Regions from separate parts of the Homo sapiens genome. Here all the other regions are linked to region 1. The links are chromatin contacts, found by Hi-C in ENCODE. All regions are on one chromosome and are shown on one strand. The core of a region is the stretch at or near the end of the contact, and the rest is flanking DNA. Distances in the headings are between cores, read along the strand shown. Region 1 holds the start of TTC21B (tetratricopeptide repeat domain 21B). Region 2 holds the start of DCAF17 (DDB1 and CUL4 associated factor 17). Region 3 holds the start of OLA1 (Obg like ATPase 1).

What was found. Hi-C counts contacts between places; a loop is a spot of excess contacts on that map. Pooled maps may share reads with other maps.
Region 2: a loop to region 1 is called in a map of CD8-positive, alpha-beta T cell, with 17 times the contacts of the local background. The contact joins the promoter of DCAF17 here to the promoter of TTC21B in region 1. A Hi-C loop is called at or near these places in 2 of 168 maps with a recorded cell type or tissue (CD8-positive, alpha-beta T cell and naive thymus-derived CD4-positive, alpha-beta T cell) and 4 of 50 pooled maps.
Region 3: a map of CD8-positive, alpha-beta T cell shows a loop between it and region 1 (16-fold over the local background). The contact joins the promoter of OLA1 here to the promoter of TTC21B in region 1. A Hi-C loop is called at or near these places in 2 of 168 maps with a recorded cell type or tissue (CD4-positive, alpha-beta memory T cell and CD8-positive, alpha-beta T cell) and 5 of 50 pooled maps.

What each region holds. Positions count from the first base shown.
Region 1 is chr2:165,952,346-165,955,090 of GRCh38, forward strand. It overlaps TTC21B (tetratricopeptide repeat domain 21B), which reads right to left and starts at 1,431. Exons shown (of 29, transcript NM_024753.5): 1 at 1,340-1,431. The coding sequence starts at 1,360. RefSeq lists a silencer at 1,282-1,681 and an enhancer at 1,446-2,195.
Region 2 is chr2:171,432,918-171,435,617 of GRCh38, forward strand. DCAF17 (DDB1 and CUL4 associated factor 17) reads left to right here and starts at 1,309. Exons shown (of 14, transcript NM_025000.4): 1 at 1,309-1,786; 2 at 2,166-2,269. The coding sequence starts at 1,661. It overlaps METTL8 (methyltransferase 8, tRNA N3-cytidine), which reads right to left and starts at 1,073. Exons shown (of 10, transcript NM_001321154.2): 1 at 966-1,073. RefSeq lists enhancers at 307-476, 454-1,014, 687-756, 1,576-2,135 and a silencer at 1,067-1,976.
Region 3 is chr2:174,246,910-174,249,793 of GRCh38, forward strand. OLA1 (Obg like ATPase 1) reads right to left here and starts at 1,623. Exons shown (of 11, transcript NM_013341.5): 1 at 1,543-1,623. RefSeq lists a silencer at 1,409-1,928.

The sequences.
Region 1 (2,745 bases), core at 181-2,680:
GTCTATGGCTGTTTTGAACAAGCCAATTAGATGTGATAGACCATACGGTCCATAAAGTCTAAAATGTGTACTATCTGGCCCTTTGTTGAGAAAGTTTGCTATTCTCTGCTCTGGAGGCTTAAGTGAGACAGAGAGTATTGGATGATGAGGTTGGAGACGAAGGTGGGGTGAAAAGCCTCATATTAAGTACTTGGACTTGAACCTCAAGTCTAAGTAATGAGGAGGCCCATTTTTACATTTTACATTAAAGTGTTTTTATTAAAATGTTCATTTGGGTGGCAGTGCAAATAATACATTTAAGGGAATAAAAAAATGTAAGGATATAGGGGGATAGCTAGAACAGAGGATAATGTAAAACTTCAGGCAGAAAAACAAGACATTTCAGCATTCCCTAACCTCCTACATCGCCAAATTGTCCTCCATCCACTTATCACCATCTCACAGGATACACATTTCATTTACCTACTTGTTGTCTGACTCCTCCTACTCAAATGTAAGCTCCAAGATTGGAAGAGTTTTTCTTGGTTTTATTATTTCAGTGCTTAGAACAGTGCTAGACACATAGGAGGCATTCAGTAAATATTTGTTGAGTCAACTGAATTAGGGTTTTTCCCCAGCATTAATTAGCCTGTAAAATCTGAGAAGGCAGAAACTGTTCAGTTTTGCTCACTGCTATCTCCAGCTTCTAATGGACATACAGTAACCCTTCATAAATATTTGCTGAACGAGTGATTCAGTGAACAAATGAATAGAGAAGACCAACATCCGAAAAGTTATTTTATTTTCAAGCCTCATGTCTTTAACTGTTTTATATCAGCCTTTCTTAAGTTGACCGTCATTAATATTTGCTGAATGAATGAGTCAGTGATAAACAGAGAAGACCATCACCCTAAAATAACGACCCCTCCACTTTTAAGTCTTACGTCTTTAATGGGTTTCATATAATCTTTCTGCGCTCTTTTTACTGTCCAGTGTGGGAGCTGACACTAGTTTGCCTTAAGTCCTTAAAAATCGCACCCGGAGGCGCAGTGTCATAGGTAACCCAAGCTTTCCTAGTAAACATGATACAAAAGTAAACACAACCAACAGCATGGGGACCAGCAATTCAGAAACACCGAGCGGGCGGGCTGCCCAGACCTGGGCTTCCCCAGCAGGGCCCGCGGAGACCGGCCGTGAGCAGAGGCTGCAGGCCCACCCCGCAACCCGAGCAGCCGGGGCACCGCAGGGAAACAGCGGCCTAGCGAAGCCACCCGAGCTCCCTCCGCGCCCCCGGGCCAAAAGGCCGCAAAGGAACTCCGCCCGCCCGCCCGCTCACCCGCTCACCCGCTCACCCGCTCACCTTCAATTCCTGCGAGTCCATGGCTGCCCCGAGGCCGGGCCGCGGGGCTCTGGGGATTGTCTCGCCGCAGCCTAAAGGAAGACGCAGAATTCAGCTCCCCTAGCCTCCCGGAGCGCTCTAGCGCCCCGGGCCCCAGCGGGAGGGGCGGGGTCGCGCCGCGATTGGCTGTCGGAGGGAGAGGCGGGCCTGTGTGGCGGGGATCGTGCTGTAATGGAGCAGGGGCGGCGGGGACCCGGAGGTGAGGGCTGCGAGGGCCGCCCGGGAGGGTCCGGGCTGGGAAAAGGGCCTCCGCCGGAGAGTGCAGCTGGAAAAGGAGGTCACACTGGGAAACGGCTGTCTGAGGACAGTGGGTGGGCGGGCCGAGGAAATGGAATTCAGGAATAAAGGAAACGGAGTATGAAGAAGGGGAAGTCTGTTTCCTGTCACTGGTTGTAAAGGAAGACACCATTTTCTGCACGTTTGTCTGGAGGCGGATTCCCGCAGTGCGGCTCTCAGCAAGGCTCTGCCGGCGCGGGAAAAAGCGGTCAACTTTCACGTGGGCAAGTTGTTTTACGGCCACAAGGTGGCGCAGAAAAAAAAAATCACACGTTCTTAACAGAAATACGGTGCGCTTGGGCCCGTCTTTGCAGGCGTTGCTGCAATCTTTGTTAGAATGTGTGTTCAATTAGCCCTTTTTTACCAGCCCCGATAATAAGAGGGACAAATAAATTAAACTTCCAGAAAATTAGTGTCTTGTTTTCAATGATACTACTGATTTTAAACTGAGAATAAAATGAATCCCAATGCAAATTTTTATGTTTGCACCCCATTAGGCAACTCAATCAGTCACACATAGATTTCTTAAGTCCAGGAAATTAAATGGAAATATAATAGACTAAGATTTTCTATTTCTGCTTAAATAAATATTTAAAATAGTGCATAAGGTCTGAGATTTAAGTGATCTTTGCAGAATCTTTCACGTGGATTCCAAATTTTGATCCTAGTGTTAATTATCTTACTTTAGTTGACATGATACGTAGTTGCCTTTTCCAGATTTTAAGTTTCTTAAGGAGTTTATAAACATTGACTTTTTCCCCATGCCAATAGGTTATGTAAGGACAGTCTTGAGAAAAACGGTAGCTACCATCCTAGGCTTTAAGGTGAAGCAATATTTCTCACCGGTTTCTCTTTAAAGGAATTCACCACGTATTTTCACGAGCAACTTTTTTTTCTTTCCAATATTTATAGTCCAGCTAAATGTCTGTGGTGATGAACAACTGGTGATATCTCTTTGATTTTCAAAGCTGCGGATTAATCCGCACTTGGTATACAGCAAAGAATACCACAGGACCAGGGTGCTCAATGAAGTGTATAATCTTGAACTGTAAACCTTTGGTTATAAGAGAAAAGTTCATCTGTAAGGAAAT
Region 2 (2,700 bases), core at 59-2,558, 5.5 Mb after region 1:
AACTCCTAAATACAAACCAAAACACTTCTAATATTAAACATTGAAATAAATGGGAGCTATACATACATTTAAGGAAGATTAATAAAAACAAGTAAGATAGTTATTTACCTAATTATTCCAGTTCAGGGTCGAGGGTGGCTGAAGCCTATCCCCTCAGCTCAGGGTGCAAGGTGGGAACCAACCCTTGGACACGACGACATTCCATCGCAGGGAGCACTCACACTCACACTCAGACAGGAAACACAGACAAGGCCAATTCATCCAGCCTGCACTGAGATGTGGGAGGCAGTACCCTGGGGTACCTGGTGAAAACCCATGCAGACGTGGGGAGAAGGGGCAAGATCCACACAAACAGTAGCCCCGGTAGGAAATTATTATTTTTTCTCATCAAGTTATACAAAATGACACTGAACGAAAAAATGCGATTCAAGGACCTGCTGTACTGTACTTTTTGCTCTGCCAGTCAGGTGCGATCGCTGGCTTTCTTTGAGCACCTATGAACAAGAGGTAGCATGCCCAAGTCCACGTGGGAGATACAGCGGCCCCACCCTTAAGGGACTTAGAGCATGGCGGTGGGACACATGTGGTGCAAGCTTGCTGAAAGTTTAGTGTGCTGGGAACTTTGAACATACAGGCAGGGCTAGTTAACAAAGTATATCTTTTACTTAGAGACATCGACGAGGAATATCTTAGGCCGTCCAATAAGAATGTAAGCATTTCATATTTTATTCCCTATAAAGAAAAAAGAATGGAGGCGAGAGGAAATGAAATGAAGCAATTATCGCAAAACCAGTCAGTGTCCCCGCAGGCCACCCAAGGACAAGCCTCCGGGAAAGAGTAACTCAATCCCAGTTTGGAGGGTGAAACTAAGAGTGAATGGGAAGCCAGCATCTTCCTAATACAAAAGCACAGTTTACCGTCCCCCTCAGCCAACATGCGGCTGAAGGGAAAGCCGCGGGGCGTACCTTTAGCACGGGACGCTGCTTTGGGGGGATCGCCCTCGACACAGCGCCCCTCCCGGCACCTGGCCAGAACCTCCCAGGGCGAAGGTCGGGGCCGAGAAGCTTGTGAGTACCGGGGCAGTGAGGGAGGGATCCCTAAGTGCAGGGCGCACACACGGGGCGGAGACCTGGAGGCGGCAGCACCGCGCCCCCAGGGCTCTGCCCAGCTAGCCACTCGCAGCACAGAGAAGCGCGCCCGCAAGACAGCGCAGCCTCCGCGGGCCGGAGGAGGCGGGGCCGCGGCAGGCAGAGGCAGGGCCGGGCAAGCCCTCGCTCCCCGCCGCCTGACGGGAATTGTAGTTCCTGGGAGAAGCCGGGCTGCCTCACGAGGCACTAGGAACTACATTTCCCGGTGAGAGAGCGGCTCCGGCCGGCCGCGCGGTACCGGAGCGTCGCACTGTCAGCGGCCAGAGAGCCTGGGGCAGATCGAAAAGGGAGTGCTTCTTCCCTTCTCTCCGCGCTCTGGCGGTGCAAGCGGCTCTGCTTTCCCTCGCCCCGCCGTCGGGTGCTCCCTGCCCGCCTCCCCGTGTCAGCTTTCCCTGGGCCCCGCCGGGAAAGTCTGGGCCTCGAAATTCGAAGGCAGCGGCGGCTGCCCAGCACGGGAGTGTGGGGCGCGCCACTCGGCGGCCCAGCCTACCCAGGGCCCGGCCCGCGCCTCCATGGGCCCGACCCGGAAGCCCAACGTGTGCAGCCGGCTGAGTCGCCGGGCGCTGGGCTGCTTCTCGCGCGACGCAGGCGTGGTGCAGAGGACCAACCTGGGCATCCTGCGGGCGCTGGTGTGCCAGGTGACCGCCAGCCGGCCGGGGCGGGACGGAGGGCCGCGGGCGCGCGGCGGCCGAGCCTCCTGCGGGGATGCGGTTTTAACGCGCTGGGGCCTCCCTTTATAGGGTCACATGTGATGGGGAGGAGGATACAAGCCCGGAATCTGGGATAGGTGGTAATAGGGCCACCAGCTGCTTTTAGTTTTACGCTTCTTATGTCTTACCTGGAAACAATTATTCTAAAAGTTGGTCACCTCATTAAGCCAAAACATGAGGGCAGAGTGGAGGAAGGATGCAAAAAGTTTTAAAATAATATAGGTGACATTATGTTGCTTTGAAAATTTAAAATCTAACTTAAAGCCTAAGAGTTCTTTCCTGAACGGAAATTCTTTATGTCTTTTAGGAAAGTACTAAATTTAAGAATGTCTGGACAACTCATTCCAGGTCACCTATAGCCTATGAGAGAGGAAGAATATATTTTGACAATTATCGGCGCTGTGTCAGCAGGTAACTTTTTATTGATAATTTTGCTGTAATTCACCTCACTGTTGATCTTAACTATAATTTGTATAGAACCACATGCCTACATTAGTGCCTAGTGAAATAGAATGAAAAAAATGGGTCCGAAATAAGACTAGGCAGTAAAAAATGCATGTAATTTTAAAATCTTGTTAAATCTAAAGTTGCAGGTGTCATTTTTGTAAATACCAACTTAAAGCAAAACTACAGTGCAGGCAAAACCACAGATTGTTCAGAGTACTGTTTAGTGTTTAGTCTACTTATACCACAGTCAAGAAATCCAGTTGCCAATCAAATAATTAGATGCTGCTTTGGAGAATTGATGGATTGTGTTTTGGAAGTACTTGCCTTTTTTTTTTTTTTTTAGAGAAATTTTTTCAAACAAAAGCCTAGTATTTAGAGATCCAAAATGTTTAACA
Region 3 (2,884 bases), core at 373-2,872, 8.3 Mb after region 1:
ATTAAGAACAAAACATACTGTATATAGCGATCCAAAACTAACACAGAGCTAAATCCACTTTTTTTTCAGCAAAAATGTTTAAAAAGTTCTGTAAACATATCCGTTGTCAAAAGAGTCATTGCTGAGAAGTCCCAGAAAGACTGATCTAAAATCAATATTTGTTGGGCCGGGCACGGTGGCTCAGGCCTGTAATCCCAGCACTTTGGGAGGGGGAGGCCGAGGTGGGCAGACTGCTTGAGACCAGGAGTCGAGACCAGCCTGGCCAACACGGAGAAACCCCGTCTCTACTAAAAAGAAAAACAAATACAAAAAAATTAGCCGGCCATCAGGCGCGCAGCCTGTAATTCCAGCTACTCGGGAGGCTGAGGCTCGAGAACTGCTTGAACTCGGGAGGCGAAGGTTGCGGTGCGCCAAGATCACGCCACTGGGCTCTGCCTGAGCGACAAAGCTAGGCTCTGTCTTAAATAAATAAATAAATAAATAAAATATTTGTGGCACCAGGAATCAAAGATAAACTTAGAGTTTAGCTACCAATCTTCCATCCAGACTGCTCACAAAACACTTTATATCTTAACCTGATATATGGTTATATGAAAGAAAGCATTTGGAAGCAAGTACACAGAAGACAGTCAAAGAAAATTCCATTGTGGAACCACCAGCAGCCAAGTCACCCTTCACACCAAACCATTCCTCTATAATCTGGAATCTTATCTTTCCCATTCGCCCACAACCCCCATTTTTCACATAGATGAACACCCACCAGGTACTGGGGTCCTTCCACCAAGTCCCTCCCACCTTTGGCACTGAAGGTACGGCTCATCAGTCCTCATAAGCAACCTCCAAAATCTACATTATGGTTACTATTTCTAATGGTAAATTAATCGACGGAACCTTTTTATTTACAAGTCGAAACTTTCTCTGTCCCTTACTAGTTCTGTCTCCAAATCATGCGTGCAGAATTACTCCCACCCTTGGACTGCAAAGTGAAATCACAAAGACCGCTAAGCTCACGTCTCAGAAGCTGGGAACTAAAACTGTCCCAGTCTTCTGGCTGAGAGTTGTACCTCCTAGGACCACGCTGGGGCCCTGCCCTTGCAGTAGTATTCCAGCCTCTGATCCCTGACCCCGAGGGCCAGGAATTTCCCTTCTCAGCGTCCTGACACCTGTTCCTGGCCAACTCCCAGGCCTCCAAAGAACAGATACAGGAACAGCGCCTGTCGGGTCCTCTGGCCTACAGAGAGGTGGCCGGCAGCCCACCCAAAGTGGGCCCCACCCCCCATCCTCCTCTCCGGACTGGGCCACCGGGCGTCCTGGCGTCGGGAGAAGGCTTTCCCCAGGGCTTTCCCGCGTGAGGCGTAGGCCGATCTCCCGACGCGCGGCCTAGTCCGACAGCGCCTCATTCATCCACACATCCCCAAGCCACCCGCTGCCCTGGCCCCATCTTGGCCACTGGGCCCGGGCCCCGCGCCAGCCTCAGGGCAATGAGCCCAGGCGCCGAAGACCTGGCGGAGATCGCGCCCCCGGGCTCCCTGAGGGCCTCACCGTGCTCGGCCTGGGCGATGACACGGGGTCCCAGCGGCAGCGAGAGAAAGGTCCTGCCGGCAGCTGGAGGCGGGGAGGAAGGAGGAGAGAACGCAGGCCCGTCCCCTCCGCCGAGCGGCACGCACGACGGCGGCGACAGCGGCGGAACGGGCGGGCCGGGCGCCGAGCGGCACCTGCGCGCAGACCATGGGCCCCGCCCCTCCCCGCCTTGCCCGCGCGTCCCGCCCATTGGCCTAACCGGCCGGGGAGGCGGGAGTAGGGCGGGAGGAGCCCAGGGTGGGAGGAGCCGCGCGGCGGCAGGGAGCTGGAGAGGGGAAGGCGCTGGCTAGGCCGTTCCCGGGAGCTCTAGTCTTCCGCTTCGGCACGTGGGCTTCTCGGTTCTAGGTCTCCGCTTCCGTCTGGCTGCGCGGCCTGGGTTACCTGCTCACGTTCACTCGCGGGCCTACAGCCCCAAGCTTTCCCAGCTGGACTGCGGAGTGCCTTGGGCCCTGACTTCCCTCCGGGAGATCCGGGGCGTCTGAAGTCAGGCAAACAGCCACACCAGCCCCGAGGACCGCGTGGCCGCTAGCCCATCTCCCTTTTCTATAACTTTATTCGCTCAGTCTGTGCGGAGAGAAGCTGTTAACTAAAAGTTCTTGAAGGAAAAGGGGCTAAGGGAAACTTTGGTCTAGGGATTTCTTCCTCGCCTTATAGTTAAAGCGTCGCACACAGGTACTGGATCACAGAATGCGTTTAATTGAGCCAATTTCCCCCCTTTTCCTCTTGGTAGTTGAGAGCAGGGGCCTTTGAAATTTGGGAATTTCCAATCTGGATTTCGCCACTCATTGACTGTATGACCCTAGACAAATTAACTTCTCTGGACTTCAATTTCGTTCTGGATAAAATGAGGCTATTAAAACCACCTTATGAGGTTATTCGTGTGAGAATAAAATGAGACAATGCGTGTTGAGCTCATAACAACAGTACTCAGCACATACAGAAAAGGCTTGTGAGTAGTCGCTGTTGTTAATATTAGGATTTCATCCCATCTCACCCACATCATATCAATACCATGAGCGCCACTGGAGAAGGAATTCTTTCATTTAGGTCCTGGCCTTCAGATGTCATTCAGGTATTTGTTGTAATGAATATGATACCTGTCCAAAAATTGTGACACTAGAAGCTCCTTTTAAAGGGATTAGTTGCTATTAATATTAAAGGATGTAAATAGGTCGCCATCCCCATTTTACAAGTGAGGAAACAATATCAGAAAGGTTGATTAATTTGGATGAAGTCACACAACTAGTAAATGGCAGCAGCATATTTCAAACCACAATCTAACTGAAAATCTGGCCGTAATCCC